2 separate regions of the Homo sapiens genome follow, and region 1 is linked to region 2. The links are chromatin loops, found by intact Hi-C in ENCODE. Cell type or tissue: PC-3. All regions are shown on one strand. Links, peaks and the distances in the headings refer to the core of each region. The heading gives the core; the rest is flanking DNA. Region 1 has its middle 260 kb from the start of LINC02759. Region 2 has its middle 100 kb from the start of LINC02759.

What was found. Peaks named below come from ENCODE experiments on the same cell type or tissue, not always from the same donor. Only the 100,000 strongest peaks of a DNase experiment are listed, where the experiment ranks them.
Region 1: it touches region 2 in a loop (2.6-fold over the local background); 2 of 110 quality-filtered maps call a loop at or near these places.

What each region holds. Positions count from the first base shown.
Region 1 is chr11:38,382,491-38,399,906 of GRCh38, forward strand. No RefSeq gene overlaps it. Among named protein-coding and RNA genes, the nearest start is that of LINC02759, 260 kb to the right of the region's middle. In PC-3, for the core only: no CTCF peak of the experiment used is centred there; a DNase peak (open chromatin) is centred at 9,881.
Region 2 is chr11:38,535,151-38,552,566 of GRCh38, forward strand. No RefSeq gene overlaps it. Among named protein-coding and RNA genes, the nearest start is that of LINC02759, 100 kb to the right of the region's middle. In PC-3, for the core only: no CTCF peak of the experiment used is centred there; no DNase peak of the experiment used is centred there; H3K27ac peaks cover 761 bases.

The sequences.
Region 1 (17,416 bases), core at 4,973-12,972, 150 kb before region 2:
TATGGATCTTTGGGTCCATCTCTCACAGCAACTGTCTACTTGGGGACAACGACATCTATTTTTTTTTTTTTTTTTTTTTTTTTGCTCTAAAAGACATATCTTACTGATTCTGCAAGGAATTGTCCTTCAAAAATTAAATGGTAAAGAAACTAAAAAGAAAAAAGGAACTATGGTGGGCCTATTTTTTTTCTATTTGTATAGCTAGATAAAAATCACGTTTACATTGGGACATAGGAACTATTCCATTTTCTTTGAACGCTAAAAAATGTCTTGGGCATGAGGAGAATGATAAATGAAAAAGCAGACCCAGCATGATATACCCAAGTGAAGCTCTCTCCACATGCCCTTTTACTCCTCCATCAGGGCATAAAGAATGACATTATAAAAGTTGGGTTATCTTGACCTTCTGCTTACTGTGAAACACATAGTTGATCTTTTCTTCTATTCATCAGACTCTTCCCAAGTACGGCTATTGGATTTTTTGACTTGACACTTAACAATGCTCTTCACAGTAAATGCTAGTTAGAGCTTGTTTACTTGAAAGTTACCAAACTCAATTCAAGTTGACTAAAACAAACAACCAAAGGAATTGTTTTCTCATTAAGTCAAACTCAGTTCAAGTTGACTTAAACAAACCACCAAAGAAATTGTTCCCTCATTAAGTAGTAATTTATTTATTTTGTTTTGTTTTGGTCCATGTGGACAGAGGATATCTTGCTCAATATTTTTCAGCACTTCTCACTGTGTGTTGACTTCAGTTTTAGAAAGTCTCTCTCTTTTGAACCTCTAGATGACAGACAGCAGCTCTAGTGACCACATTTACCCCAAGTCACTCACAACAAACAGTAAGTAATTTTAGTCTAGAATTCCCAGTGAATAGTACTGGCATATATGCTGATAGATTTAATTTATACTGCTCTCTTAACCAACCAATGAATATAAGTCATACAGTGTGTTGCTTGGCTTAGGCCTAAATTATGTGCTCTGCTCATAGAAGCAGTAGTGATCACAGAAATATAAATTATCCCAGGGTGCCAATTTTGCCAACTGAGTTAGAAAGTAATATAATAACTGCTAATACCTACTCTTCCAGATAGCTATCTGATGTTGATTCATGCATTAAACTGGATCAAAGTAGTTGTAATAGGTACAGTACTTCTGGACAACAATCTAACTCAAAAATATAAAGAAAAACAAGACAAGCAAAATGCTTTATTTCTACCCAGCATTTGAATCACTGGGTATTTGTTTTAAAAATTAAACATAAAATTTAAAAAATAATAATAAATTATGCAGGGTTTGCCTATTTAAACAGATGAATTTAAAACAACAAAATTTTGGAAGTCAATATCCATGAGAGAAAATTGTAGTGCATCCTCACACTCATTGGTAGGGGAGTGATTTTTAAATACTCCCCATTATAAAACTGTGTATCAAAACAAACTGTGAGGCTATATTCTCCTAGTTTTATACCACCTTTTATCTCTATACCTCATCTGCGACCCTGAAAAATTGCAGCCTTAATGAATCCCTATGATGCTGGCAGTATGTCACAGCTGTCACTTCTATGAGCCATGTTATTATAGGAAAATATTTGTAAGGAGTTCTATAAATAATATATTACACAGCAATTTACATGGCAATTCTGAAATCTAATAAATGAGAACTATTTTATAGTGTAATGTTAAATTAAAGAAAAAGTAGGCTAGTCCATTGAATACATACCTTAATGGCAATCATAAATGCTGAGCTATGGATGCTAATTTAACTTGGGCTAAAGAAATGAAAAGAGAGTTTCCTCTATTTTATTTATTTTCTATTATGTAATATGGACCTAATAATATATCAGCATTATTCTTTTATATATTTATTTCTATTATATACACAGGGCAGAAATGATAATTATAATTTTCTTTTCTACATAGGTATCCACATATATAAGAGAAAACTAATTTAATAAACAACCAAATTGTATACTGCCTTATTCATATATTAATAAATTACATTTGAAAGTCACACAGAAAAGCCAATTCCACAATGATATCATGATACTCAATAAAACCAGCTACTTAAAATTCCTTAAAATTTAGTAAATTTTTTTAATCTAAACCTATTAACACTAGGGTATTTTATCATGTTCAATCACTAAAGAAGAGTCTAATCCTGTAAAGTAAGATTTCCAAAATGAAAGCAGGAAATTAGAATGACTACTTTGCTGGTAAAATGCCTGCTGGCTCGTAATGCACAATATCCGAAAGGTGATCAGGCCACACAATGACTCAATCTTGATTGTCTGCTTTTATTTAAAGTTATTGCTGCTAGGAGACTGCTCTCTCGTAATCGTGCCTTGAATTTCCTTGAAGATGGACAATTCCTGGAACCTGCCAACTTGGTGAGGGCATTGGGAAAACAGAGTGTGCATTTAAGGAGAATTTATTTTTTTCAAATTTTTACTGCATTCTTTACCCAAGAAATATAAACAATACCATAACATTTGAAGTTCAGAAGGTGTAAGAACTGTCTTGATGAGGACTTATATTTTGGTTTTAGTGTACACAGAGAGATGTGTAACACTGATGTATGTGTTGGGTAGCTGTGAAGCAATAAATTCTTAGAGTTCTTTACCCCTCAGGGGAAAAATCTGGATAAGCAATTGTTGCCATTGTACAGACCACAGGGCCATTTTCAGTGGCCCAAGACTATACAATGGGCACAATATCCAATGTTAAAATGATTTTTTGAAGTTTTGGGAACCAGGCCCATCCTTGGGTCTCTTCCTTTATCAGTTATCCTAATCTAGTTAAAGGGTAAAAATTGGCAGCCTTCCACTCAGCATCATCATGTGTGATGGTGGCACTACCATCTGTAAAGTGTATGAACTACCTTTGCTATTCACTCGTGATCTCAAAGGGCTCCACAGGTGACCAAAGGGTCTTGGAAATGGATGACATCATTTGGCATCATTGTATCTGGAAAAGAACTGAGGAGAGATTAGGTCACCCCTTTATACAGGTGGCATACATCAGAGTGCCTAGGTTGGGCTCTATCCTACGGTTAACACTTCCATTTGAACAGGAGGTTATGATGGTTATACAAGCTTATGGCCTAATATTTCCAAATACAGGCATGAATAATGAAGAGCCTGCAAGAGTCTCCATCTCCAGAAGAGCCCAATATGTGGCTGGCTTTCACTCTATGTTGTATAATGTGGGACTGAAGAGGGTAGTTTTATTATATAGGAACCCTGAGGAATTTGTAGCCATTGTAGGTGATCTAGAGACTTCAGTAAGCATGAAGAGAGTTTGTTGAAACTTGTTTGTTGAGAGTTTGTTGAAGCAGTCTCTGGTGGTCACTAATGAAAGTTCCTATTATATTGCAATGGAGTGCCTACTACATTGTAATGTGCACGGATTCTAGAACCCATTGTTTGAGGGGTTGTCTAAAGTAGGCTGATTTGAAGTAATAAAATAATAGAATTATATAAAATTTGCATACAGGAAAGGCAATGCCTCCAGAATCCAAAATGTTTCCAAAGATATTGAATTTATAATTATAATTAAAATGTGATTTCTGAGCAGGTCAATAACTCTTTCTTGACATTTTCTAAGATGGAGTAGCCCTTGAGAATCAAATGATGCCAAGAATTTAGTGAAAGTCACATGCACTTCTACATTGGGCAAAACCATATCCCACCCATTTTTGTGAGATCATTTGTGAGTATTAGTCTGTACTGAATGAGTTTATCAAATGAATCTCCCTGGGGAGGACAACGTCAATGTAATGCCCATATCTGTTTTCTTCAAGAATGCTGGATGAGGTTAAGATGCTGCTTGCAAAGATTGAGTGTGATAGCAGGGCTGTTGAGATTCCTCAGGGGTATCCTAGGGAAAGAAAACAGTACCTGAGAGGCATTGAAAAATGCAGGGAAACAAACATTTTAGACAAATCTGTAATAACATAACAATTACCAGCTGATGATTCAATGGAGTCACTAGCTTCAATAAGATTTACCATGAAAAATTCAGTGGTTGAAACAATGGCAATAAAGTTCCAGCAATTCACCATGAGACTCCATTTATTCTCTCTATGTGTAAGAATAGGCCAAAAGGTGCTATTAAACAGAGAAGCAATGGAGATAATCATCCCTTTTCTAAGCAGGTCTTGTTAGAATTCTTGAAGGTCCTGTTTTAATTTCAGCCGTGTATTGGTATTCTACAGCAGCTGTGATAACCACAAAGTTAGTTACATAAAACAATATACATTTATTATCTTATAGTTCTGTAGAGTTCCATTTCCCAAACTGGGCCTCACTGGGCTGAAATCAAGGTTTTGAGAGGGCCAAAATCCCTTCTGAAAAGTCTAGGGGATAATCTTTTCTTTTGGTTTTTCCAGAATCTAGAGGTTGCCCACATTCCTTTAGTCGTGGCCCTCTTCCTCAGTATTCAAAGCCAGCAGCTGTGGGTCAAGTTCTTCACACATTACCTTAACCTTCCCTTTTGTCTCAGCTTCTACATTTAAGAACCCTTGAGATTATGTTGACCCACACAGATAATCCAGGATAACCCTATTTTAACATCAGCTGATTAGCAGCCTTAATTTCATCTGCTGCTTGAATTCTCCTAGTAATATAGTATAATAATTAATATAAAATAATGTATAGGTTCTAGGCTTAGAAAACGACATCTATGAAGGACCATTATTTTCCTTACCACAGCTTATGTTAATTATTTTAACCAGAAGGGAAGGCCATGGAATTCCATTTTATACACATGGTTTTGAGTGTCACATTTATAGAAGTGTACATTTAAGTGTACATTTAATTTTATTTAATGTATTATAATACTTGTTATGTCAGAATGTTATTATTACTGAATATATTATTTGTTCTGTCAGAACCCATGTCCTTATTATGGGGACAACGAGCTCCATGAATATAGAAAATTTAGGCAAAGCAGTAGTTCTGATGGTTAATTGCAGCCATTCCTGTTTGCTATTTTGTTTGTTAACTCCTCTGTGAGGAGAGGGGATACATCACATTCTCAGATTTTTCCAAATGTAACTGTCATTCATGTTCTGGTGTTGATAAAGACACAGAAGTTTTGCCAATTGGTGTATTTCAGCAGATGTTAAAGTAAATACAGAACCCGAGTTTTGAAGTGCGAAAGCCATTCAATGCCCTTTTACGTTTTTGCTGTGTTAATTATTTTAGCATATTCTGGATTTCCAGTTTGGGAAAAATCATTGATGTTTTTTACAAAGATTTTTTTCTTCCATTTTAGTCAGTTTAAAAAAAATGTATCTATTGCTTATTCATTTTTACTATGTGGTTACTGGACATACCTCAAAGGGCAAGTCCTCTCTATCCTGCTAATATTTGTAAGTTTTTTTCCTTTGAGGAAACTCATCATGGTTAGAGGTCTTCTCCATGGCAATTGTTGCTTTACTGGGCTTAGGGATCCCAGACTTAATTCAGGTTTAATTAACCTCTTGGCTGTGCCATGTGGGTGCCATGTGCATTTTCCTTTATAAGCCTGAGTATTAGGAACATCAAAGGCATTTTGAAGGGTGATTACAGCCATCTCCTTTTAGAAATGTGGACCTCAGAGTGCCATATGGTGACTATGTTTCCTACTGACCACATGACTGGCCTGTGTGTGGCATAGGTTTTCAGTCTCTCCCTTAAGCACTGTACAGAATGAAAGCCAATGCTTTGTTAAGACAAAAAAACAAACAAACACAGTCACAGGCTAAAGTTGCTCCCCTAAGCCAATCATCAGTCATGGCTTATGCCAGAATGAAGACACATGATTCTATCTAAGACAGAGATAGGACTGGGCCAAGACACACAACTAGGGCCATATTCATGATGGCCCCAATGTCATACTCTAGCCCTTAAATGCCAACTCTAGAAAGTTCCAATCCAGGATAGTTAAGTTAAATCTATAACAGAGACTTCTCAGGACTCAGCAAATGAACACAGCCCAAATCACAAGCTCTGAAGTAGGCAGCAGCACAGCTCAGAAAGCATACTAGCACCCCAAAGTCCATTCTCCCCTGCTGGCCACAGAGTCTGTTAGCAAACAAAAACAATAGAAGAAAGGTCCTTGGTTGTGGTGACCATCACTTGTGTGTCCTGTTCACCTTGCCAAATGTTTACACTACCCCACAGTAAATATAATCGATTCTGTACCCAAAATTTTGTTTGGGTGTAAGGACTGATGATGTCCCTTGCTCAGTGTATGAGCCTACTCAGGCTGCTATAACAAAGCATCATAGACTGGGTGGTATAAACAACAGAAATTTATTTCTTAAAATTCTAGGGCTAGAAAGTCCCAGATTAAAGTATCAGCAAGGTAGGTTTCATAATGGGGTCTTATCTCTTGGATTTTAGGTGTCAACATCTCCCCTATGCTCAAATGTTTTCCTTGTTCATGTGTAGAGGGAGAGAGAGAGTAAGCTCTCTGGGGTCTCCTCTTAGAAAAACACTTATTCTATCAGAACAGAGCCCATCTTTATGACCTTATTTCTTCTTAATTACTTCTTTAGAGGCTCCATCTCCAAATACAGCCACACTGGGCTTTAGGGCTTCAAAATAATAATTTTTGGAAGGACACAAACTTTCAGTCTTTAACATTCATCGAGAACATATCAAAAGATTTATTACTCACAAAATGAGACTTTCTGGGGACATTAGGTTGAAAGGCCATGTGGATCTCTTTTCCCAGAAATCCTAGTTGAGGGCATTATAAACTTACATACCAAACCAACTCACCTCAGATGTACAAGTGAGCTCAACCAAGATTAGCCAGTCAAGATTTGGACTAGAACAACTTTGCAACTGCTCTCATTTCAAATTGCTAATCGGCAAAGTTGTGAATTTAAAAAGCTATTGATTTAAACCATTCAGTTTTAATTTCATTAAGTATTCTTAATTGAATTTTTCCCTACTTATAAACTAATGCATATTATTGTTGTCTACTTATGTCAAAGATTGAGATTTGTAAGTATGCATAAACTCATATTCTCAAATTACTTGTACTCTATCTCTTTTCTATGTTCAATTCATTATTAAAAATGTAATGTACTATTATATTACTTCCTCTAGACAATCTCCACTTTAATTACTGGTTTTGATTCACATACCATGAAATTTGCAGCCAGATTTCTACCATTATGTTATTATTTTCGCCAACATACTGTTTTGCAACTACATTTACAACACTGCTAAATTAAATTTCCACATCGTGCTATTTTTCAAAACTTCATAATGATTACTTTATGCCAGCCTAAAAAAGTAACTCCAATTTACCTCTTAATACACTCTGATATATGTCTTCAACATTTTTATCATGAAGATTATTTAAGAAGTAATTCATCTAAACTATTTTATGTCTTATGCTGTTTATTCTCATAAACAATAAAATAATTAATTTAAAATTATTATTTTTCAGGAACTCTGTATATACAGTTCCATTTTATTCTGATACCATTGTTTTGTAAGTAAATTCTGAAGATGGGGAGATGTTCATTTATTTAATAAATTTACTCTTTTTTGTGAAGACTCAATGTTAGTTACTCTTTCCAGATATATTTTTATGTATACTCCTTATTTTATATATTGTTCTTTTATATATTTTCTGCTGTCTATAGACACCATCTTCTTTCTCATCTTCTTTATTGTTTTGCCAGCCTTAAAAAGCAGAAATGTTAAAATTTGTTACTTCATCATCTCCAAATGTTTGATTGAAGTTTCATTCTGAATTTGTCTACTATTAGTTCAATATTAACTATGTATTTGTGTATACAATATGGACTATATAGGAAAGCATATATGTAAAGTAACATCTTTATATATTTAAAACTCAAACACATTACCAGATTATATCTAATGTGGTACAGCATATGACTCACAAACATTCACTCTCTTTTATTAACCCTAAGAGGGGATAATCCTATAACAAACTGTTAGTTGGATGTGACCATATGATTTATCTTCATCAGTGAAATGTGAAAGGATATTATATATGACATAGCTGAGCAAAAATATTTTACTGTTATTAAGAAATTTGGTTCAGCTTCTTGCTCTCATATTTTTTGTGTTCACCACCAAGAAACCGTCTGTTTCTTAGCCAGAAATAAGAGCCAGAGAGCTAATATGAACCCATCCTACACCCCAGAAAAGTTATAGCAGCTGATCTACAAAAAACATAACATTTTAGGAAGATACATATTGTTGTAATGCACTGAGACTTTGAAATTATTTGTTATGAAGCACAACTTAACAAAGGGTAATTCATTGATAAAAGATTTGTTCTTTTACATGACTTGATATGGAGGGAAATCTTTTTTTTTTTTTTTTTTTTGAGACGGAGTCTTGCTGTGTCACCCAGGCTGGATGCAGTGGCACTATCTCGGCTCACTGCAAGCTCCGCCTCCCAGGTTCACGCCATTCTCCTGCCTCAGCCTCCTGAGTAGCTGGGACCACAGGCGCCCGCCACCACTCCTGGCTAATTTTTTGTATTTTTAGTAGATACAGGGTTTCACCCTGTTAGCCAGGATGGTCTCAATCTCCTGGTCTCATGATCTGCCCGCCTCGGCCTCCCAAAGTGCTGGGATTACAGGCGTGAGCCACCGTGCCTGGCCTATCAAGGGAAATCTTAAATCATCAGAATAGACTTTTAATAAGACTGACAAGGATTTCTTCAAATATTCCTTTATTATTTTTTTTTTTTGCACAAGCATTTTACTTTATTAAACTTCTCAGCGATAAAATGTTGGACTTTTATTATCTGCTCTCTGTAGACACCATCTTCTTTCTCATCTTTTTTATTGTTTCTCCAGCCTTAATAAGCAGAGATATTAAAATTTTTTCCTTCATTATCTCCAAATATTTGATGAAGTTTCATTCTGAATTTGTCTGCTATTGGTTCAATACTAACTATACATTTCTTTAATGTTGATAAAATATTATAAACGGTTTTTATATTTCATTTTATTCCTTATTAATTTCTCCTTGTAAATTCTATCTTAATTTTTCTTCCTAGAACTCAGGCTTTCCTGAACTACATTTAAAAAGGGTTAAGTTCTAAAATGTACTGTATAATCTAAATATGACCAATTTTATTTCTTGAATGGTACGTTTTCTAGACTTTACACTAAAAAGTCTAACATGGAATCATAGATTTTTTTTTGAAATACACTAGAATTTAAGTCTATGTTAATGTTTACCCATATTGAAAGCATATGCATACTGTTGTCATTTAACTAGTTACCTATTTGCTTTTACAAGCATCTCTTTAAATCTTAAGCCTGAAGGGCTGCTTGTCATTGGTCCTCATCAACTTGATGATGTTCTTAAACCATTTATTTTTTGCTATTTATATGGAGCCTGAGAAGAGATAACCTTGCCCATGTTCAAAATGAAGTAATATTGGGATTATCCAAGCAGTCTGTATGTCTTCTGTTACTATTAACCCTGTTAAATATACTCCAATATAAATGCTGCCTTGAACATTCTATCAAACTTGCTAGCCTAAAGCCAGTGACTTCTGTGTTGAAAAGTTCAATGGACATTTCAACTACAGGGATACCTGAGCTCTCTGCCATCCTTGCAACAATTAGCCACTCTCTTAATCTTAACCCAATACAGTTTTTTGATACCTGTGGTATCATAACTTTCTCTTGATTTACACTTATTTCTCTGGCTGCTCATTTTTACTTTCTTCTTCTATCCTTCTATAAATACCAAGTTTTTCAGCACTTAGGCTGTAATTGTTTTACTCCGCTGGTATTTTCTTCTTAGGCTTCTAGTGCTAACTAAACATAAGGACTCAAATTTACATAGTACTTGTCTTCCAACTTAACTGAAATTTGACCTGCCCCAAATTGCATTGTATTTCCACCACACACTGAGTCACCTGTAAAATATGTATTGAAGTTGACATTTCCAATATATTCAGTAACTAACACTAGAGTGATGGGAGTTTTTAAAAACTATTTTCTGTACTTTCCTCTCAAGTCAATTTTATCTGAAAATAACTCCCCTTACCCTTGTGGCTATATAATTGTCATCTTTCCTAAAGTTGAAATTTAAATATTACTTCCTCTGGCTCTAAACTATATAGTATAAGAAAGCATCACATATAATGAATGGCTCATCATTGATGTTTAACTCATGTTTGAGTTTATCTATAATTCTTAGTAAAATAAAAATATAAAGAGTAAAACTCATAAAGAGGTCATGGTTTCAGTAAAAACTTAATATTTCATATGTGAAATGAATTAGTCTTATCATTAAATGGTCTCGATTTTGGAAAAGAATGGAATTATGGTCACATTCATGTAATTACTAAAGATAAATTTAGAATGCAAAATGTAGGCTACTTGTCCTGGTTCTTGTGTTCTTCGTTCTCTGTATGCAATTGTCATCCTGCAGTCACGTTACTTTAGTATATCTTACAGAATGAATATGCGCCCTCCTATGAAGGAAAGAATTCCTAGAGAAGAACTAACATTAGTTAAATGCCTCCTTTATATTTATTAGCTACATTGTAAATAAACCAACCCTTTCATTTATATTGGGAAATTTGTTTCACAGTTATTAATTAACATTCTCAAATATAAATTTCATTAACCATGGATTTAAGATATAAATCAAAACACATTTAATCACAAAGGCCATGATCTTCATATTATATCAGTCTATATCTAATTATTAATTATTTTAACTTCTAGGGTTAGTGAATTCTGATGAACATAGGTATGTGTGTGGTATACAGAATGAGGCAGTGTTTCCTGCAAACTGCATTCAATAAGCAAAGACTTCAATATATTCCATGTGTTTATACGTATTTTCAAAACCTTATTTGAGTCCTTTCCTTCCCTTATTTGATTTAACCAACAGAATATTTCATAAGTTAGATCTGGGGACAGCATTTTAAATACATGCCAACCAAACAGAATACCAATTACAATTTTAAACAGTTGAATTAAGGAGAACTAAATGCAACATAAATAATTCAATGTTCATTTTTAGAACATTTTCTATAACAATGAACAGGAAAAACACTTAAAAATGCAAGGAATATAATGGATTGTAGAAAAATCAATGTTATAGTTTGTTAATGGATTTGGTAACTTGCACTTCCAGGGAACAGAGAAAATTGAAGTGGAACTAAGATTTCATTATGACATATTTCAAACTCTCTTAGGCTCTTAAGATTTTCCATTTCATTGGCTGCTTTGAATTTCATATGCTAATTTTAGAACTGTTACAAATCAGAATTTAATATTTGAAAAGTGTATTACAATTAGTAATAATCCAGTGTGTTAATTCAGTGTTATTGTACTAGATTTTTAAAAAATGAGTAAAATGTATGGACAATTCATCACAATAACTAATAGGATATGCCAAAGTAGGTGTCTCTACCTACTCAACTTAAATGTTTATTAACTCAATTTATTCTGTCAAATTTAATAATACAATATGAAAATAACTATCAAGGTATTTAGCAACAATTAGATAATTGACACACTTCAAAGAAATGGAAGTCGTGAATGATTTGTCTTACTTTTCAAATAGCTGTATTAGTGCTGAATACACTTTGAAAAAGTTATTTTTTTTTAAACATGGGCATCTTACCTGTGAAAAGTTAAGATTTTGGGGGGAGGTTGTTGCTTTTTAAACAGTTTTAGTAAGATATAGTTTACATATCATACAATTCACTCATTTAAAATGTACACCCCCGTGTATTTTAGCATGTTAACAGAGTTGTGTAACAATAACCACAAATGTAGAACATTTTCATCACCACCCTAAAAAGAAACTCCATAACGATTCATAGTCATGATTGATTTCTCTTCCTGTCCCCATCTATGCTCTCCTTTCTACCCCCAGGCCCTGGCAACGACTTTCCTACTTTCTATCTCTATAAAATTTTGCCCCATCTGGATATTTAAAAATATTCCATTTAAAATATTCCTTTTTCCTAATTGTAATTATAAATCCTTTAACCAATATCCCCTACTCCTTCACTCCCCACTAACCAGCTCAGCCTCTGTTAACCATTATTCTGTTCACTACTTCTATGAGATCAACTTTTTTAGAAAGCACATATATGTGAGATCACATGGTGTTTGTCTTCCTACATCAGGCTTATTTCATTTAATATAGTGTCTGTTAGAGTCTTCCATGTTGTTACAAATGACAGGATTCTGTTCTTTCTTAGGGATGAATAGTATCCCATTGTGTATATTTTACATATTTTCTTTATTCATTCATTTACTGATGGGCATTTAGGTGGATTCCATTGTTGTTAATGTTTTTCAGGAAGTGGAAGTCTTCCTGAAAAATTAAATACAAGTGTGACCTTAAACATGTTGCTTTCTCTCTATTAGCCATAGCTCCTTCGTATTCAAATAAAATGGTTTGACCAAACCAGCATTCCCCAATGTGATTTGTGCATATTAGTCATGGAGAATACTCTGATACAAAAATAATTTCCAGCCCAAATTTGTTTTTAAAGGTCTTTGTATTAATTTCCCTTTTGAAGTGTCACAAAGAACTTTTAAAATTTTATGCATCCTGGCCAGGCACGGTGGCTCATGCCTGTAATCCCAGCACTTTGGGAGGCCGAGGCGGGCAGATCACGAGGTCAGGAAATCGAGACCATCCTGGCTAACACGGTGAAACCCTGTCTCTACTAAAAGTATAAACAATTAGCTGGGCGTGGTGGCAGGCGCCTGTAGTCCCAGCTACTCCGGAGGCTGAGGCAGGAGAATGGAGTGAACCCGGGAGGCGGAGCTTGCAGTGAGCCGCGATAGCGCCACTGCACTCCAGCCTGGGCAACAGTGCAAGATGCTGTCTCAAAAAAAAAAAAAAAAAAATGTATGTGTCTTGTATTTCATTCAATAAATATTGCATGTTATTTGTTAGGTAGTACAGGTTACATATTTTTATAATAGCTCTGAGAAATACTAAAGCATAGAATAAAATATGATGAAATTAATTTTAAACCATACTTCATTTGGCATTCTTTGAAAGTAATGATCACGGAAATATTTTTAGTCATGGAAAAATCCTCCTTTCATCCCTCTATCCCTCCATGGAACATATAGTAGAAAATACTAGGTAATCTTTAAACTCCATCCAAGTTCAAAATAGTACGTTTGGCAATCTCAAAAGCCACTTCTATATTGTATTTGTAACATATGATATGAAGATCGAATATATATAGCTGTTTTCTTTTACCTTTTCCTTCAGAAAAAGGGGGCCATACAAATCACAGAGTTTCAAATATTTGTAATATAAGTAACAGATTTAGGGTTCCCTGATAACTTATTACATTCTAACTTACCTAACTGTCTTTGCCTTGTCATCAAATTCTATAACACCAGTCATAGACTCATATCACTGTTTATAAGGATATAGAGTCATAGAGTACATATGTGGTTTGAGTTCTTAAGTTTTCACTTCTTCTGCATGGTTTATGATTTATCCTATTTGTTGCTTTTTTATTCATTATCGATATTCTAATTTTTCTTTTATACCCTGTTCATCATAAGATCTTAAATGAATTTAAGCCACAATAGCAGTTTTCTGAGCCCCAGTAGACTCACCCATCATTTTGATAGTAAAAACAGGTAATATATGTCATCACTATGCTAAAAAGTTTATTAACCCATTTAACCTTCATAACAATTCCAAGAGTCAGATTTTCTACTGAAATTACCCTCTTACTTAGGAGAATTGTTATAAAAAATTTTAAGGAAAAATGTGCATAATCTGTATGAAATTCTTTCCACACAGTAGGTATCTAAATGGTAATTATAATGATGATGATGATTTGGATTTTGAATCACTTACTATAAACCACTGTTACCTGGACTGTGTTGATTGTACAAAGGCAATTAGCTTCAAATAATCAAATAGATCTTGTTCAGACCTATTGCAAGGGCACCTTGGCAGGTGACTTTATTGCTTTAGTTCTGAAGTAAACAGAGTATAACTGCTTATTTTCACTGCTACTTTCAGAGTACTTAAAGGGATTTATATTTTAAAAAAGTGATTGACTTCAGGACCAATATTTAGTTAGCATTAATTACTCAGTAACATCTTATTTGATACAATATGTAGATCCCTAGGCATTTTTACAAATCTCTGTTTTTGTCAAAAAGTTGTAGATTCAGAATCTGGTTGGAGAAAAAACTCATTGACCCTAGGGGATAAATTGAGCACATTATACTATTAAAACATTTATTGACTTAGTCTTCCATGTATATGTCTCTTCGGCCAGAGCCAGTTTCCTAAAACTGAATAAGCTATATCTAGTATTGACTACTGGATCAGTTTCAAAAAGGAAAAAAGAAAAAAAAAATTTGAATGCGACATGAAAAAATGGTAAACTAAATATTCAATTTAAAAAGATTATGAAGGATGATTCTAATAAAGGTAACAAAAGGATGACCACACTCTCCTTGGAGATTACTTTGAATGCACTGCATTATTTTCTCCTGAGCCCTATAACATACACAATGGCACATGTCCTTTAATTTTATTAACATGGTTTAAAGGGCATTATGATATATGCTGCACAGTTCGCCAAAAAAATCTAAAGAGATCCTGAGGACTTGAACACATTTTTTTTCTATGCTAACCTCTTATCAGTGACTTTTTTCAGGGATTTTCCCAGGCAATTAGTTATATGGGTTTTTGCAGGTTACATAGTATTTACCATGTGAAAATATCGGAAAATAGGACAACTACAAGCCTATAGAATGAAGCTGGATTAACATAAATTACAAACTCTTACTACAAATGTGAAACTGGACTTTGAGAATTCCTGAGACTATTCCCCCATAATATTTAACATTCTGGTGAGAGCCCCTTCATTTTCTTTTCCTTTTTTAAAAATGTTAAGTTCAGGGCACATGTACAGGATGTGCAGGTTTGTTATATAGGTGATATGGCTTGGCTGTGTCCCCACCAAAATCTTATCTTGAATTGTAGCTCCCTTAATTCCCATGTGTTGTGGGAGTGACCTAGTGGGAAGTAATTGAACCATGGGGGCAGGTCTTTCCCATGCTGATCTTGGGATAGTGAATAAACCTCACGAGATCTGATGGTTTCATAAAGGAGACTTCCGTGACACAAATTCTTGCCTGCTGCCATGTAAGACATGACTTTGCTCTTCATTCTGCTTCTACCATGATTGTGAGGCCTCCCCAGCTGTGTGGAATTGTGAGTCAATTAAACCTCTTTCTTTTATGAATTACGCACTCTCAGATATGTCTTTATTAGCAGTGTGAATGCAGACTGATACAGTAAATTGGTACCAGGTAGTGGGGTGCTGCTGTAAAGATACATGAAAATGTGGAAGTGACTTGGGAATGGGGTAACAGGCAGAGGTTGAAGCAGTTTGGAAGACCTAGAAGAAGATAGGAAAATGTGGGAAAGTTTGGACTTCCTATAGACTTGGAGGGCTCTGAAGACAGGAAGATGTGAGAAAGTTTGGCTCTTCCTAGAGACGTGTTGAATGGCTTTGACTAAAATGCTCATAGTGATATGGACAATAAAGTCCAGGCTGCAGTGGCCTTAGATGGAGATGAAGAACTTGTTGGGAACTGAAGCGAAGGTGACTCTTGCTATGTTTTAGCAAAGAGGCTGATGGCATTTTGCCCTGTCCTAGAGTTTTGTGGAACTTTGAACTTTAAAGATATGATTTAGGGCATCTGGTAGAATAAATTTCTAAGTAGCAAAGCATTCAAGAGATGACCTGGTTACTGTTAAAAACATTCAGTTTTATGTTTCACAAATATATTGTTTGTAATTGTAACTTACACTTAAAAGGGAAGCAGAGCATAAAAGTTCAGAAAATTTGCAGCCTGACAATGTTTTCCAGGAGAAGAACACTAAGATTTTTGAAGACTTGAATGTTGAAAATAATCACCCAACCTCTACGAAGTAAAAATGACCTTATTATGAGTATTGTAGGAATAAAGGCAAATTCAGAAAGTAGTGGTGGGCCATCAGAAAGATTCACACTTCCCAGTATTATTGACTGTGATAGTGGTCTTTAAATAAAATTAGTCTTGCCTATTATTAAACCTCTTTACTCAGATTGCATCAGAAATCCACATATGAGTACAACCGAAATAAAATTGTGTGTATGGGTGTGTGTGTACGTGTGTGTGTATGCTATTACACATCACTCCAATAGGCATTCTTATCATTTCAAGCAGCAGAATCCTAACATCACCTATCTTTCTCAAATTTTGGTACATGCAACTCTTGAGGCTCTAAAAGTGTGGCAGAAGCTTAAAAAACCAACTACTGATGATAGTTTTTATCATAATGGATAACATAATCTCCATTTTTACATGTGAGAAAACCAAGGCAGAGAGGTGAAAGCAATTTGCCCCAAGTCACAGAGCTAGTACAGAATGGTGATGACATTTCAGCTCAGCAGTCTCATGGCAGAATCTGTAATCATAACCGCTCTACTATACTGAATCAAAACATTGTAAATATTCTTGGAGCATCAATTTTATCTGAGGATTTGAGAAAAACATATTACTTTTATATTAAAATAAGCAAAAATATATTATAGAGCAGAATGCAAGAAGTATGTGAATTTTTAATATGAAAAAAGCGACTTCATAGAGTGTTCTTATATCTGGTTTGCTTCAGGCAAAGGCACTTGATCTCGGTGGGGGGGTATGCGTTCATTGTCCTGTGCCAGTAGGAATATTTCAGTGAAAAACATAAAAATTTATTACATTACACAAAGTCTCTCCTTGCTGGGTGTTGAGCCTGTTTATTTATAACTTTCTTTTAGGTATGTGGTTAGACTAAACTCTTCATAACTTATAAAAAATTATATATATATATATGGAAGGAACACACAAATATATAAAGACAGTTGCATAAGAAGGTTTTCCATTATCCAAGTTCATAATTTTACTTTCTGTATCAGATTCTTAGTAACTTTGCAGGTTTCAGTGGACCTAAAATTTCACTACCCACCAGGAGGATGACAGGAATCCAGACTTGTCTATTGGTAATTCCTTCTGCTAAGCCATAGACTTATTTTAAACAACAAAGTTATCTTTTTAAATCCTAAATGTTTTTGATCATCTGCTTCTTGTACCACTAGGAAGCCAGGTTACTATAAGGAAAAGGAGATACCTGATTAGGAACAGCTAATTAGAATTCTTGGAGATATCTCCAAAATACCATTAACGAATTGTGATGGTGAATATTGAGTGTCAACTTCATTGGATTGAAGTATGCAAAGTACTTTTTCTGGGTGTGTTAGTGAGGGTGTTGCCAAAGGAGATTAACATTAGATTCAGTGGTCTAAGAAAGGCAGACCCACCCTCAACCTGAATGGGCACAATCTAATTGGCTGCCAGCACA
Region 2 (17,416 bases), core at 5,440-13,439:
AGCGGGCCATATTATCACACCCAAATGAGGAATGTGTTGCCTCAAAAATCCAAATAGGCCCACCAGGGGTTGTGCCTCTTTCTTGGTTGTAGGAGAGGCCAAATGCAGCAACTGATCCCTCACCTTAGAAGGAATGTCTCGACAGGCCCCACACCACTGGACCACTAGAAATTTTACTGAGGTAGAAGATTCCTGAATTTTAGTCAGATTTATTTCCCATCCGCTGCTATGCAAATATCTCACTAATAAGTCCAGCATGCTTGCCACTTCTTGCTTACTGGATCCAATCAACATAATGTCACCAATGTAATGGACCAGTGTGATATCTTACAGAAGCAAAAAGCGATCAGGGTCTTTCCAAATAAACTATGATGCAAAGCTGGAGAGTTGATATACCCCTGAGGGAGGACTGTAATGGCATATTGCTGGCCTTGCCAGCTGATGGCAAAGAGCTTCTGGTGGGCCTTATGGACAGGAAAGAAGAAAAAGGCATTTGCCAAGGTAATGACTACAAACCAGGTACCAGAAGATGTGTTCATTTGCTCAAGCAATGAAATTACATCTGGTATAGCAACTGCAATTGGAGTCAACACTTGGTTAAGCTTACAATAATCCATGTCATTCTCCAAGATCCACCTGTCTTCTTCACAGGCCAAATGGGAGAGTTGAATGGGGATGTGGTGGGAATCACCACCCCTGGGTCTTTCAGTTCCTTGATGGTGGCACTAATCTCTGCAATGCATCCAGGGATGTGATATTGTTTTTATTTACCATTTTTCTAGGTAGAGGCAGTTCTGATGGCTTCCAATTGGCCTTTCCCACCATAGTAGCCCTCACTGTACCAGTCAGAGAGCCAATGTGAGGGTTCTATCAGCTGCTAATTAGGCCTATGCCAATTATGCATTCTGGCACTGGGGAAATGACCACAGGATAAGTCTGGGGACACACTGGACCCAGTGTAAGTCAGACCTGAGCTAAAACTTCATTAATTACCTGACCTCCATAAGCTCCTACTTCAACTGGAGGTCCACAATGACATTTTCAGTACCCTGGAATCAACATCAGCTCAGAGTCAGTGTCCAATAGTCCCCAAAATGTATAATCATTTTCCTTTCCCTAATGCACAGTTATCCTGGTAAATGGCCAGAGGTCTCCTTGGGGAAAGACGAGGGAAAGATTAACAGCATAAACTGTCAGTAGTGTAGTGGGGTCCTTCTTCAAGGGGACCTGGCCTCCCCTTCATTCAGGGGGTCCTGGGTCTGTAAACTTGCTCAAATCTGGACATTGATTCAGTGGCCGTGATTCTCTTTTTGGTAATTCAAATTAGTCTTTTGTCCATTTGACCTTGAAGTTATCTGCTTATATAAATTATGTAGGAATACAGTAGCCTTTGTATCAATTTTACTTCCAGGAACACTGTGATTAATTAGCCAGTGACTGAGCTCTTCATGAGTCAGACTATTCTGATTGCTTTTTGACTCACTGTCCATTATGGTAGATATGCCCACCTTGCCTTTGATGGTTGAGCCCCGCCACTTGGCTCCTGCCACCTCAGGATGCAATTATTCCCATTGTAGTTAAATTTTGTAGTTGAGTGACTGTAGTTTCCACTGTTAGATCTGATATACCAAGAAGAACAATTACAGGGCTCTTCAAAGATGCAGGTGCTGACATCACAAATCTATTTCACAAGGCATTGGTCAAAGGTATATTTTCTGGACCCTTCCAGCTGGAATGAGTAGGTCTAAAGTGACCAATCCATTCCCTCATCCCAATCTCCCTAAGCCTTTGGATCCCTTCCTCTACATTAAACCAAGGAAAACCAGGCATTTCCAGCTCGCTCTCTGTGGGCCATCTTTTAATCCATATTTCAGCTAAACAAGCCAATAAATTATTATAACCTTTTTTAAATCCCCTAGGTGTAACATTAAATGGAGAATTCCTACTAAGTGGGCCCAAATTAATAAATTCTGGCTGATCCAACTCTGTGTTTCTTCCACCATTATCTCACACCCTTAATATCAATTCCCTTGCCTGTTCTCCAGATTTCTGTTTATATAAATTAGAAAACTCAAGCATTTCTTTTCCAGTGTAGCACACCTCTTCATGGGTCACACTCTCAACCTCACCTCTAGGGGCTCACCAGGACTTTAGTCTAGTTATAGGACTAAAAGCAAGCAGGGGTCACGGAGATGGCTCCTGAGGAGAATCAACATTATGTTGCCTGACTAACTGCCCCAGGGGTGACCATCATTGTTGCCTTAGGCAGTGCAGGATTTATCTCCTCAGACAAAGTTGGAAAGGCTGATGGCAGCATGCATCCTGGAGGGGATGTTGCCACTAATGGGGATAGAGAAGCTGTTTCTTCTGGCAAAAAATGTTCATTAGAGTTTCAAACTCAGTGTCCCCAGCTTCATCAGGATCCTCTCACACATCCTCATTCCAAGTTGCAGGTTCTCATTCTTTTCCAATCAATGCCCTCACTGTAACAGTAGACACCTGGTGAGTCTGTGCATGTGCTATTCACTGTAGGGTAGGCACTTGCATGATAAGAGCTTGTGTTTGTTTTTCCACAATTTCAACTCTTTCTCTACAGGAAATAAGACTCTCACTTGGGGAAATCTTAGCAGATTTAGGACTCAGTATCTGCTTCTGAAGGCAGAAGTTAGAATCCCTGAGTTCATCATTTTCTTTTATCACTGTGTCCACTAAACTTAGGAGCAACCAATGAGCTTCATTATGTTCCTTGTTTCTCCGCATGTGGTCAAAGGTATTATGTATAGAGTCAATAAACTCCTTGCCTGTCATGAGCCGTGAATCGTGGGTGTCAAATGAATTTAGTTTGCATAATTCTGTAAGTGGTTTACACCAAGGACTGTCAGTGTTCTCCATACTATTAGAAGTAGAGTTCTTAGCATTTTTGGGTCTAATCATATTAAGCAGCCCACTCCAGAAACCCTAACGAAAGAACTCCATCCTTAATATTCTGCTTCTCTAGAAACACTCCTGGTACCAAAATCTGTATTAGTCAGGGTTCTCTAGAGGGACAGAACTAATAGGAGATATATATATATATATATCTATCTTGTGGAATCACAAGATCCCTTAATAGGCCATCTGCAAAATGAGGAGTAAGGAGAGCCAGTCTAAGTTCCAAAAGTGAAGAACTTGGAGTCCAATGTTGGAGGGCAGGAAGCATCCAGCACAGGAGAAGATGTAGGCTGGAAGACTACGCCAGTCTAGTCTTTTCACGTTTTTCTGCCTGCTTTATATTCTAGCCATGCTGGCAGCTGATGAGGTGGTGCCCACCCACATTAAGGATGGGTCTGCCTTTCCCAGCCTAGTGAGTCAAATGTTAATCTCCTTTGGCAACTCCCTCAAAGACACACCCAGGATCAATAGTTTTCATCCTTCAATCCAGTCAAATTGGCACTCAATTAACCATCACACATACCAGTCAGTTACTGTACTTGGTAATGCTCAAGATAAATACTAGAGCTTTTTGCACCTAATTTACATTTTATAATCCCAGAAGCTCTTAGAGCAAAGTGTGAGCTGGGGTTTCTGTGATGAAGAATTATTATTTTTTCAAAATTAATTTCATGAAACTCATATATATAATATATATAATCTAATATTGGAAAAAATAATCCCAAAGTATTTGCCCAATCCAGGTATGAGGGCTGGCTTTGCATCACACTAATAAATTAAAAGTAAGAACAGGCAAATGATTCTGAATCAAATGATTTAGATCACATTCTTATTCACCCTCTGCTCCCTGCTCAAATTTCTTCATCCAAACTCTTCTATTCTTGTACTAACAGAAAGTGATGGGCTGGACTAAGAGTAGCGGTTTCTGCTTGGTTTAGATAAGCACTTCAAAGGTCGTGTGCTTATCACATCTATCTGCCACTCTTGACACAGCAAAATTGCTTTGGATATCTCGCCAGACCAGCTTTACTTATGATATATATTTTTTTCTTATTCTAAGGTCTTCAAGATAAAAAGTGCAATGAATAGGCATTGATCTCTATTCTTCTGATCCAAACTAAGTCAGAAATTCTGCAAATTGAAGGTGATATGTACATTACAGGCCAATGGAGAATTTAAAATTCATGAAAGTTGCCACACTAGTCTTTTTTTTCTTTTTTTTATTATTATTATACTTTAAGTTCTAGGATACATGTGCACAACGTGCAGGTTTGTTACATATGTATACATGTGTCATGTTGGTGTGCTGCACCCATTAACTCGTCATTTACATTAGGTATATCTCCTAATGCTATTCCTTTCCCCTTCCCCCACCCCCAACAGTCCCCAGTGTGTGATGTTCCCCTTCCTGTGTCCATGTGTTCTCATTGATTTTCAAAGTAGGTTGCCACCTGGTCGTCAAAAATATCCTTTAGTGTGCATTTCTAGAAATAATTTTATTATATAAGGAAGGAAAAAATATAAGAGAAGAAAATAACTGGGGAAAGGGAAATAGTGCAAGAGGGTGTTTAAATGTTACTAATGACCAGGGAGGGGAAAAACACCTGGAAAAGTTTTCCATAAATATTAATATCTTATAACATGTTATGCTATTTCTCTATCACACACACACACACACACACACACAAGCACACATACACACACATTCGATATGCTTACCATTTATGCATAACTGGAGATGTGTTTTGCAAAACTGTGACTTAAGTCAGTAATAATTGAAAAAACAAAATACAAATGCAATACATCTGCAACAGTCCCCGTTCACCTTAAATATTAAATAAAAACAGAAATAACCTTTTCATTCATTTATTGATTCAACACCCTTTTAGCTTATGATTGTTATATGGAAAAACAAAGTGTAACATGCTGTGAGGAATAAAATACAAATATGACTAAGTACTTGATTTTATGTTTCTTAAAACACATAGAGGGGAATTATAAATAACTTTCTGCTCAGGTTATTTTTAAAATATAATTTTTGTCATTTAAGTTTTGTTTGAAATTGTAAACAGATGGCAGTTCTGAAATGTTGTTTACATGAGATATTCTTTGACTACACCGTAAGTAATTTTTGAGTATCCAAAAAGGAAACTTAGTATTCAGTTCAATAGTAAGCATCAAGCACTGTTTTGCAAATGTGATAATATCAGAAGCCTCGCATGTAGAGGAGAGATTTACATAATAAAGTCAAGCACTGGTTAGACTGAGAAGAAGCATATCTGGAAAAGCAAATCTGATGCTGAATTTCAGCCGTGAAGCATATAGATAATATAATCAGAAATGATGCTGAAATTTTTATTTTAAATAACATTGGAGGATCCCACAAATATCAGGCTTGACTACTTGGCCTTTTTTCTGCATATAACAAGGAGTTGTTGAAACTTTTTGGAGAAATAAATGATATAATCTAGGTCTTTTAGTTATAAATATTTTCCATTTCCCGGAGGCATTGAAAGGAATCTCTAAAAAGAAATTAATTTAACTGACATCCTGTAAATTCACAACTGAATCACCTTAATGGTCTTCTTAGAGTTTTTTTATATCTTTCTTTCATTACTGGCACCTTCTTTGGCTTCAATAGTTATATGAATGTGGATATTTTATTTATTAGCCCCTCTGCTTTGCCGAATGAGAAGTTTAAATATTTTTTCAAAGAATTGCCACTCCCGCTCCCAACTACAAGAGTTTAGCGTTGATATATTTTACTTTTAGAATTTTAAACAAGCTGCCATCTGTTTAAAGGTTTAAACAAAACTTAAGTAACAAAATTATATTTTCAAATTGACTCGTTATTTGGATGCCTTTAATAGAGTTTTTCACTTTCTTCATTGCATGTTTCCGCTGAACATCTTTATGATCTATTCATTACAGGTACATCCCTTTAATTGAAGCTACCTGGTCACTGCATTTTAGTAAAGATTAGCTCTCTGTTTTTTCATTGTATATAACCGCTATGTGACAAATACTCCACTACCATTTCTTCGTTAGTAATTAGGACCACTTATATTTCTTTCTTTACCTACGAGGCACAGTGGAAGGAAAACAGATCTTTATTTTATATCAATAATATTATCGTTTTGAGAGGTAAATATTGAGGACCGTATCTTATATGTTTCTGTGATTACAAACTACATTTAAATGCACTCACAGCAAATGCCATATATCAATATTATACTTATCTCAATCTACATTAAAGCAAACTTTCTCGTGACTCGGGAGTTATTCTATAGATCAAACTGGGATTAGTCTTACGTTAAGTTCTTTTTATTTCCTAATTGTCCTCTGGTAGTCATTGTCTCAGAGATTTCTGCAGCATTATTCTTTGATATTTTGATAATTTTATTGCCAGATGCATTCACTAATAAAAATAAGTCAAAGGCCTCTCATAAGCATTCAAGTACCTGTTTGAAGTGACATTATTATTATTTTTGTTGTCATTGTTTTTCTGTTATTATTGCCTTTGCCTATTACCAGATGCATTATTTTACAAAGTCATAATGCTATCACATATGTAGGTAGAATTGGTATATGTATATATATATTTATTATTATTATTATATATTTTTATTATTATATATTTTTTATTATTATATATATATTTTAACTGAGTGCTATGGGGACTTCAAGCAGGAAGAAGTTAATTTGTTATTTGATTTAAGAAAGATGCAGTATTTACTGAAGCAGCTGAAATTAAGTTTCTCGTTTATAATTGAACCACATAATCAGCAATACTGCTGGATATTTCAATGGGCAGCAATAGAACTTTATGACCTAATAGCTACTAATACCAAGTGCATCTTGAAAATACATAATTTATTTCTTTTTTCTTCTTCAGCTTTTTCTCTTTTCCAGGATACTGATTAACACAGTAGAGGCTTGAATTGTGGCAATGTTGTCTGTTCTTGCCTCTTCTGCTTCTGTAAATCTGGATCATTCAACATTGTTTATCACCTGAAAAGTGACCCCATTATTTATAATAAAAATGACCTTTCCATGTCCAAGGTGACTTTCCTTGAACAACCAGAAGAAAAATGTGTTCTTTTTTTCTCACTATTTTTTAGTCCTACTCAGCCTTCAGAAAGCACACTCTAAAAGGATTTAGAGTCAAAGATAATCTGAGGATGACCCATTTAATGGGCAAATAGACCTTTAACCTGCTAGATAGATGTGTCTTCCTAATAGGAACCCCCACATTTTGTTTTCCTGCTCCAGCATTTTGATCAATATTGGTAGAACCCAGGTTATTTATTTATATTGGTATAATGCCTGAATAGGGGGCAACTCCACCTTGATGTTTTACAGTGGCCTGAAACACATTAGCACCAAAAATAAATTGATCAACCTCTTTCTTCCCTTTCTAGGGCTCCAGGGGAGTTGTTTTTCTCAGAATTTGTGAGCACGCCCAATAGGTTTTGTATTTATTTAACTATTTTTTCCTTTTCTCTCCATACTTCCCTTTTAAGGCATTTTTTTCTATTAATATACTTTCCAGTTAATGAATTTGTTTTCTGCTCTAGCCAATCTGTTGATTAAGTTATAGTAAATCAAAAATTTCATCTGTTGTATTGTTCTTTTGTTAAATAATTTCAACTTGTATTTGAGATTCATGGAGCACATGTGCAGGTTTCATACATGTGTATATTGGGTGATGCTGAGGTTTGGGGTACAAATTATCTTATCACCCAGGTAGTGTGCACTCTACCCAATAGTACACAATAGTCTTTCAACCCACATACCTCTCCCTCCCACCCCCTGTAGTAGTCCCCAGTGTCTGTTGTTCTCATCTTTATGTTTATGTGTATTCAGTGTTAGCTCCCACTTCTAAGTAAAAACATGCAGTATTTGGTTTTCTGTTCCTGTGTTAATTCGCTTAGAATAATGGCCTTCAGTTGCAACCATGTTACTGCAAATGACACAATTTTGTTCTTTGTATGGCTGTGTAGTATTACATGATATATATATTATATATGGTAATATATAATATATATACCATATATAATATATATACCATATATAATATATATATTACATAGTATATTATATATTTTATATATATTATATATACTATATATATACATATAGTATATATAATATATAGTATATGTATATTATATTTTTTATATATATATATATATATATATATATATATAGCATTGTCTTTATCCAGTTCACCATTGATGGGCACCTAGGTTAATTCCCTGTCTTTGCTATGGCAAATAATGTTGCAATGAATTCATTCTTCACAGTTCCAATCATCATTTTATGTTTTAAACACTCTTCTGTTTTCTTAAACATACCAATCATAGTTATTTTGGCATTCCTTTTTTTTCTGCTGCCTGTGCACATTGTTTTACCATGACTTGACCTGGGTAATGCTTCTCACATGTAATCTAGGGGAGAACGGAATGTAGTTTGGGGTGGGTGATGGTTGCTTAGAGTCAGAGAAAACATAGTATCTGTAGTGTAACTTTACATGTAACTTTCTCAATTAAAAAAAATCATATCTTTTTAAAACTCCAGTGCCTATATCATCCATGCATTTATTTCTTTTTTATTCTATTGATTATTAGTCTTATTTTCTTGCCTCTTGCCATGTCTAGAATAAAAAAGCAAAAACCTACAGGTGATGTTCTCACTTCCAAGACTACTTTTTTTTTAATTTCCTCTCTTAGATAGCGTGAGGATGGACATTTTAATTCAAAAATGAATTGATCTTAGTAAGAATTGGAGTAGAGTTGCAGTAAGACTTAGTATACTCTGGTTCAATCTCATTTTTCTTGTCTTATTATTTTTGTTCTTCTTGGGAACCTAGCTAATTGGGTTATTTACTTTTAAAGTCTATGATAAATTCATGCCCTCTATTTTTTTTCTTCTCTTCCACCAACCCACACTATGTAGTTCCAAACCTGAGAAATGCTGGAGACTTTGTGTTGGAGGCAGACCTCTTTTCTTGTTAGCCTTAGGTTGATAAGCACTGTGAGACTGAAGAATATATTACTGTGACTTTAAAAATTCTCAGCCTAGTCCTCCCGCCTCCTGTGTGCAAACCCATAACTCGGCAAAAAACGCCTGGGTCAAGTCAACTGATTATTTGAGGTTTCTAAGTCTCCAATTTATTATTCCAGCACTGAAGGACCACTAAAATGTCTGCTGATTTTTCTTTTCCCCAGTGGGACCTCTCTCTCTGACATAAACCCAATCCTTAGCCTATATGCAGAACTAAGCACTGGGAGAAAATTACTCATGTTTGTAGTGTGTAATACTGACACCCTGAAAAGGAACAGCAAATAAGGTAGGAGACCAGAAAGAACAGTGGTGTAGAAACAAAGCATTAGAGTCTCAGAACTGCGAACTCCCACTACACATATATGGAGGCAGAGATTAAATGTGCTGCTTAATTCTCCTTATTCCTCTGTTGTTCAATCCTGTGGACGCAAAGTATGAACAGTCTGTGATAACTCTAACTTTATGTTGGTGAAATCTATAATTAGAACTAGAAATTAGAGGTTTCAAAGTCAGGGATTGTAGGAAATTGAGAATCTGAGAGTGTTTGACACTGTAACATACTGATTTAGCCATTAACTTTCATCCAAATAAATAAGGAAAGGAAATAAGATTCATACATTATTATTCTGTATCTTGTTATCATCTAGTTAAATTTCTGCTCAGATCCATATAGCAAGGAAGGCAAAGCAGTTTCTATATTGTTTAGTGGTGTGTTGTAGTAGCTCTGTGTAGAATTTTATGTAACCACGAGATTGTGAATATTAATTATGGGAAAATGCATATGGTCTAATGTTTGTGGTGTAAAATGATTTTTTCCTCATTTAAATTCTCAAATCATGTTTGTCATAGAATGGTGGATTTGCTCCCTTTCTTGTGATTATTAACTGCTGGCTGTGAAGTCATTGATAAAATTTAAAAATTCCTTAATCAGTGTAAAGGACATTGAACATTGTCCTAGAGTTCAAAACATACCTAAAATTATTTTTTTATTAATATGTTATTCTTTAAATAAAATAACAAACAAACAAAAAACAAACAACCCTGTTAACAAATGGGCAAAGAACATGAACAGACACTTCTCAAAAGAAGATATATATGTGTCCAACAAAGATATGAAAAAAATACTCCACATCACTAATCAACAGAGAAATGCAAATCAAAACCACAATGAGATACCATCTCACACCGGTCACAATGGCTATTGTTAAAAAGTAAAAAATAACAGATGTTGGCAAAGTTGCAGAGTTAAAGGAACACTTACATACAACTGGTGGGAATGTAAATTAATTCACCCTCTGTGGAAAACAGTGTGGAGGTTTCTCAAAGAACTTAAAACAGAACTATCATTCCACCCAGCAATCCAACTACTGGATATATACCCAAAGGAAAATAAATTATTCTACTAAAAAGTAACATGCACTCCTATGTTAATCGCAGCACTATTCCCAATGGCAAAGACATAAAAATCAACCTAGATATTCATCAGTGGTGGACTGGATAAAGAAAACGTGGTATATATACACTATATAATACCATACAGCCATAAAAAAGAAAAAAATCATATTCTTTGCATCAACATGGATGCAGCTGGAGGCCATTATTCTAAGCTAATTAATGTGGAAACATAAAGCCAAACACCACATGTTCTCGTTTGTAAGTGGAAGCTAAACATTGAGTACTCATGAACACAAAGCTGGGAACACTGGATCCTGAGGATCACTTGAGGTAGGCGGTTGTTAACTGTGAATTAAAAGAACTACCTATTGGGTACTATGCTTACTACCTGAGTGATGGGGTCATTTGTACACCAAACCTCAGAGACACAGAATTTATCTATGTAACAAAACTGCACATGTACTCTCTGAAGCTGAAATAAAAGTTGGAAAAAATGAATAAAGTATGTAACTCTGCAGATTTCAAAACACAGTAAAAATGCTATCCATAGGCTAATTTTGTTAGATAGGGAATTATCCACTCTTAAACTGCCTCGAGTTAAATATTTAGCCATGAAAGCACAAAGCTAAAAAGAACATTAATTTGGGACAACTTGTCTCCATCATTTCTATTAACTGACTAATGAACACCTGATAAAATTTCCCAGTAAGAATATTGTGCTTTATCCACGTATTTATGGTGTTTACGTACAAATACATAGCCACTCATACTTTTTGGGCTCAGGAAAACTCAATATGTAGTGTTTGTACCACTGAACAATTCCACAAAAACCATTAATACCTTTCTACTAGTCTGTGAAGTATATTTCTATACAAATAACACTGATGTTTGCAAAACTATGAAGTTAAATCCAATCTTATTTATACAAAATAAACCATATCACACTAACTATATAAAATAAAATATCTTGGGAAATGCTTTTTAATGTATTTACTCCAAGCCTTTAAAGTAAAGATGTAATTTCAAAATTAGAGAGACAGCTGTGGTAGTAGTTATAAAATCTGACTCATAGTCACACTTCAATTAAAATCAGAGAATCAAAAAACTCCATTTAAGCTGAAATCATCCATCATTTTAAACACACTAAGGAAAATGATTTACCAAACTGGATACCATGTTTGCCTTTTGACTACTATTAAAAAGGGGCATGAGATTTCATGATATTGCACCGAGCAAGAGTTTGTCCCAAATTCTTAAGTTATGTCTTCCCACAATTTTATAAATTTCATGGTCCTCTTTTCACCTGCTTTGACTTTTACAAGATGGCAAAAATTATATCTTACTGATAATCACTGAAATTCTGAAGAGATCCTTATTAGTTTGATTTACTTCAAAATAAAATGTAAGAGAAATTAACTCAAAATGCCAAAACACAAATCATAAATTTGTATATAGTCCAGTGAAGTCAGAATAACTTTATTTTTGAATTCTATCTAGTTGCTGGCATTTTATATCTTACCCCCAAAATACTGTCTGAAATCAGATTTAAATGACTTAACTAACCCTCAGCTAGATAATAACCCCATAGTCTTCTATTGATTGAAACTAAATGTCAAGGCAATAAAAACATATCAACTCTATTTTACTCCACTGAAATGTTAAAAATTCCATAAACCTAAAATTCACAAACAATAGTTGTCCTTATTTAAGGACATCTGATATTGCCATTTTTATGATTCTAAGTTTCCAAAATTACTTTTGGGCTCAGATGCCTATAAATGTCTCAACTTTATGGCTTTAAAAAAGAAAGACTGCCAATAAGCTACTAATATTTCAAATAACTTGTCTCTCATAAATTTTTTCAAAAAGCTGATCTTTCCATATTAATGGCAGTCAAAATTATTCATCTGAATGTCACAAGAAAATAAGTCAAATTGTCAAATACAATTGGTATCCATAATTATTTTGAAATTACATTCTATACTAATTACTACATTTTTCCATTTTTATTTATAAAAACAAAACAACTGTGAAGCAATTAGTCATTTGTGAATCATTACTTTCTGGAAACCTTTTTATGGAGTTTGAAATTTACAGTAACTCGACTTTAGTCATCCTTACATTCTTTTAAAATTCATGGCAATAAATCTCAGTGTCTATGTACTACCTCAGTGTGACAGTCCATTGTGTCAAGGTGGCATACAAAATTTTTCAAGGTGTTTATTTTAATATGTTTCCTACTAAGAAGTAGGAAGCACTTGATTATGAATCAATCTGATTTAAAGATATTTCTCTTCTTTTTTCTTTTTCTCTTTAAATATAATGTAAGAAATTCAACCATGCAGAAAACAACATGGCTAAAATCAATATCTTACGGTTGGTGTAGCTAAAAGAGTAATAAGGAAGGACTTTATCTGCACTGTACTGAATAGAATCCAAGGTAAATTATACTTAAAACATAAGCCCACAATTACCTTGGAAAGGAAATAGGCACAGCTGTTTAAAAAGTAATATTAAAGGCCGGGCGCGGTGACTCATGCCTGTAATCCCAGCACTTTGGGAGGCCAAGGTAGACGGATCATCTGAGGTCAGGAGTTCAAGGCCAGCATGATTAACGTGGTGAAACCCCGTCTCTACTAAAAATACAAAAATTAGCCAGGCGTGGTGGCTGGCGCCTGTAATCCCAGCTACTCGGGAGGCTGAGGCAGGAAAACCGCTTGAACCCGGGAGGCCGAGGTTGCAGTGAGCCGAGATCGGGCCATTGCACTCCAGCCTGGACACCAAGAGCGAGACTCTGTCCTTCTCCTCGCCAAAAAACAAGTAATATTAAAAATATTACACAATTGTGTTTCTTGATACTTACATAGTCCTCACACATTTATCTTTAAATTAAAATTCTTAGAATAATATTTTCCTAATAAAGAGACCTGTCTCAGCATCCCAGCTATCATAGTGTGAAAGATTTCTCATTTTGGTAATTCTCATAATTAATTTGAGTCAGGTGAGAAGGAAAAGATTGCTAGCTTCTGCTAAAAATAACTCAGGCTCATGTTTCAAAAATATTCTCTTTTAAAATAAACAGGCACAAAGGTGATATAAACCTCCTATACAGGAAGTACAATGAAAATGTCACTCAATAAAAACCATACACCTCACCACCATCACTCTACCAGAGTTGTCTTAAAAATAAAGTAAAAGACAGACAGTAAGGAAACAACTTGTCAACGTGTCGGTCCCATATGGAAAAATAAACAGATACTGATTAAAGTGAACGGAGAGTGGAGCCACATAGAGGAGAATCATGTGAGCAGGTGGGGAAGGGAAGAAAAATCTATATTCTGGACTTAATCATCCTTTTACAGTTGTTGCTGATTTTAAGAAATAAATCCATTAAAATTCAAACTGAAACATATTTGTTGAATTGAAGATTAGTTCCTTACTCTAAATCAAAATACAAGATTTAGCAAATATGTTAATTTGCAAACTTCAGAAAAAGGCTTCAAAATATATTCTGCTATAAATTTAATTTATTGTCTTTACTAGAAATATTTCAATTATATGTAATTAGCTCTGAAAATCTGATCAAGAGAGTTATCTTTTTCCACACACTAGACATATTAACAGCATTTTTCTCTAATTGAATCCTATGGTTCTCCCCAGGACTGGTACAATAACTTTTAGTTATTTGCATTCCCCATGTTACAGTACAATTAACACAGTCACCACTCAGCAAGTAATATTTAAAATTCTTAATAAAGACCATCAAGTAGCTGTTTTTTCAGAATATCTCTTTCAGCAATTATTTAAGATAATCATGTCTCATCCATTTTCCTACAGTCATATTTTAAAATTTTACCCTCTTCTTTATGATTTCTTTCCTGCAGTTGCCCCTCTGCTCATCAGAATAAAGGAATTACTCCTCAGGCCCCACTTCCTACTAAGACAATAAATACATACCCAGTTGCAATTTTTTTTTTCCTTTTCATCTCATGTTAGTGATGTTTGCCATTTAACTTACAAAGCTAAGCTCATTAATATTAATATAAAGAACCTAAAATAGAGTTGTGAATGCCATTCGCATATATCTATTTTTCCCAAATATTCCTTCAACTGTACTTTTGCTGACATCATTCTATAGGGTAGTGAGAAGAAAAAATACTAAGGTAGGAATCAAAAGACCTAACTTTGGTTCTAATTCAACTACTTTAAGTATATCTTTGGGAAAATCTCTTGATATATCTGGATCACAGTTTGTTCATTATTAACATAAAAGAATAGGCCTAGGTAAACTTAGGCCAGTTGTATGATATATGGTTCTATGCTTTTCTGGAAGGATTGTCTGTTTACCACAAGTATTCTGTGCGGTAGAATGAAAAAGAAACAGTTAAAACTCAGCTGATTGGCATCCAACCTCATTATTTACTAGCTATGTGTTATTTGGTACATCATTAAACATTTTGAATCTTGTACCTTATTTGGAAAATAAAAATAGTTGTAAATAGTTGTATGTCTCTTATGTGATTTTTTGTGATGGACTATATCTGAAGGCTAAATTAATATTATTTTCCTTCTCCCATTATTCAAGACTCAAGTTAACTCTCATGCTCTCTTGAAGCTTTCAATGATTTCTTTATTTAAAGGCACATAGTGTAATAGGCACTTGGTTTTCGAAACATACAAATCATTATCTGGAAGTAATCTTTTTAAATCCTGAATGTCTTTAGGTGTTTAGCTATATATTCCTCATGTTTATTTTTATGTTCTTCCTCGTGTTACAATAATTTAACTAGCTGTATATTTCCTTTTTCAAAACTCGAGACTAGTAACCTCATAGGATTCATCTTTGCGTGCAATATAATGTTTAAATGACTGTCTTGCATATGATTGAAACTCCATAATTATTTGAAGAATCGATGACTGAATTCACCCCACAGTAATATCCAGCAGCAAATTTCCATGTATTTGAGGCATTATTTTCCTTATGTTTTTTCTTAACCCTCCACAGGAAACTCATCTCTACAATGCTGTAAAACATTGTAAGTCAATCAATAAGTAAATTTAAAAACTAAACTTTGTCTTTCTGTTTTTACAAAGATATTTTCAAAAGCTGGTTTACACAAACAGTTTTCATGAGCTCAGTATAGAGTATGTCTTGATAAGATCTGAGAAATGAAATGTGTAATTCAAAATACATTCTCATATCCTACATACTGGAATGTCTAGTAGAGTAAGATAACAAGAGTTCACCACGGTAAACTAATATTGTATGATTTAATCTTTGCTTTCCCCAAGGAAATAAATACACTGGTAAATTATATTTTTGTGCAATTTTATTAACTTCTTTGGCTCACTTTTCTCATGCGTAAAACTAGGAAAATAACTATTAATCTTTTAGTATTGTTGTAAGAATGAAATAAGATAATTTATGAAAAATGTTTATCAGGGTGTTAAACATAGAGTAAAAGCTCTACAGAAGTTAAATATATAAAAGCCACTGGGGAGTACAAAAAGGGGGATGTGGAAGGGAATAGAATGAGTGTTGAAAAAATTACCTATGGGTATAATGTTCACTATTTGGGTGACAGATATACTAGAAGCCAAACCCTCACCACTACACAATCCTGCACAATATATCCATGTAAAAATCCTCCATGAGTACTCCCTGAATCTATAAAAATAAGCATTAAAGTTAAAAAAAAAGTTCAGAAATAAAATGTTTTATTTATTTTCTTTTCTTTCTTTATTTTTTTCTTTCTTTTTTTTTTTTTTTTTTTTTTTTTTTTCTTTGAGACAGAGTCTCACTCAGTAGCCCAGGCAGGAGTACAGTGGCAAGATCTCTGCTCACTACAACTTCTGCCTCCCGGATTCAAGTGCTCCTCCCACCTCAGATTCTGGAGTAACTGGGATTACAGGCATGCACCACCAAGCCACGCTAATTTTTGTATTTTTAGTAGAGACGGGGTTTTCCCCATGTTGGCCAGGCTGGTTTTGAACTCCTGACCTCTAGTGATCCACCGCCTCAGCCTCCCAAAGTGCTGGGATTACAGGCATGAGCCACCACATCCAGCCTTCAATTCCTTATCTCAAAAGATAGCATTTAATTCCAAAATTGTTGCTTTGTACCCATTCTGTACCATGATTGAGGATATTGAGATTTTTTTTAAATGGCAAACAACTTACTATCCCTTAGAAAGAACTAAGTTATCACAGATATCCATGAATTATTGTGGAAATTCACAGAAGGAATGGTTAAATTCAATAGAAGATATCAAGAGGTGACTGAAAGTAAAGTGACTTGTTATTTGAATCATAGTGGAAGAAGACAAGTAGGATTTAGTTATGCTAGTCTAGGGGTTAGGGAGATCATTCCAAGAAGATGAAAGGAAATAATCAAAAGCAAAATTACTTGAAAGCACATGGAATATTTGAGGCATAACAAGTATTATAATCTTTGCTATAAAATTAAAGTATCTGCAGTAAATAGGAGAATTTTCTGAGATTGATAGACTCTATGAATTACTAATGATCACAGTGTAATAATGACTGTAGTATTAAGCTGATTTTATAATAAAAGTATTGCTATGTATGTTGTGTTTAATACTAATAAAATGGGTCATAACTTTATCTTACATAATGAAACCTGTGGACTAAGTGAGCGAAAGCAGTACAGAATATAATCCATTGCAGTGAATCAGGGATTTTAATTAGAAAGAATTCTAAGGGTTAGTGAGAATGCAAGAATCACTGTCTAAGTTCTGATCTTGAGAAGAAAAGAGTTGCTGAAGCTGCAGAAGTTCAGAAGTCTTGCATTTGGAAGATACTTGCTTTTCTATTAAAATATATGGCATGCATGGGCTGTGCTGATTCATTAATTCCAAATATTGGAATTTAGCAATGGGAAGCATTATATTCAAAACCATGATATCAAATTAATTCTGAAGAATGAATATTTTAGAAAAACACAACTTTGAAACAAAGCTGCAGGCACACTAAAATTCTTTGTTGGACTTTATATTTTTTCTTT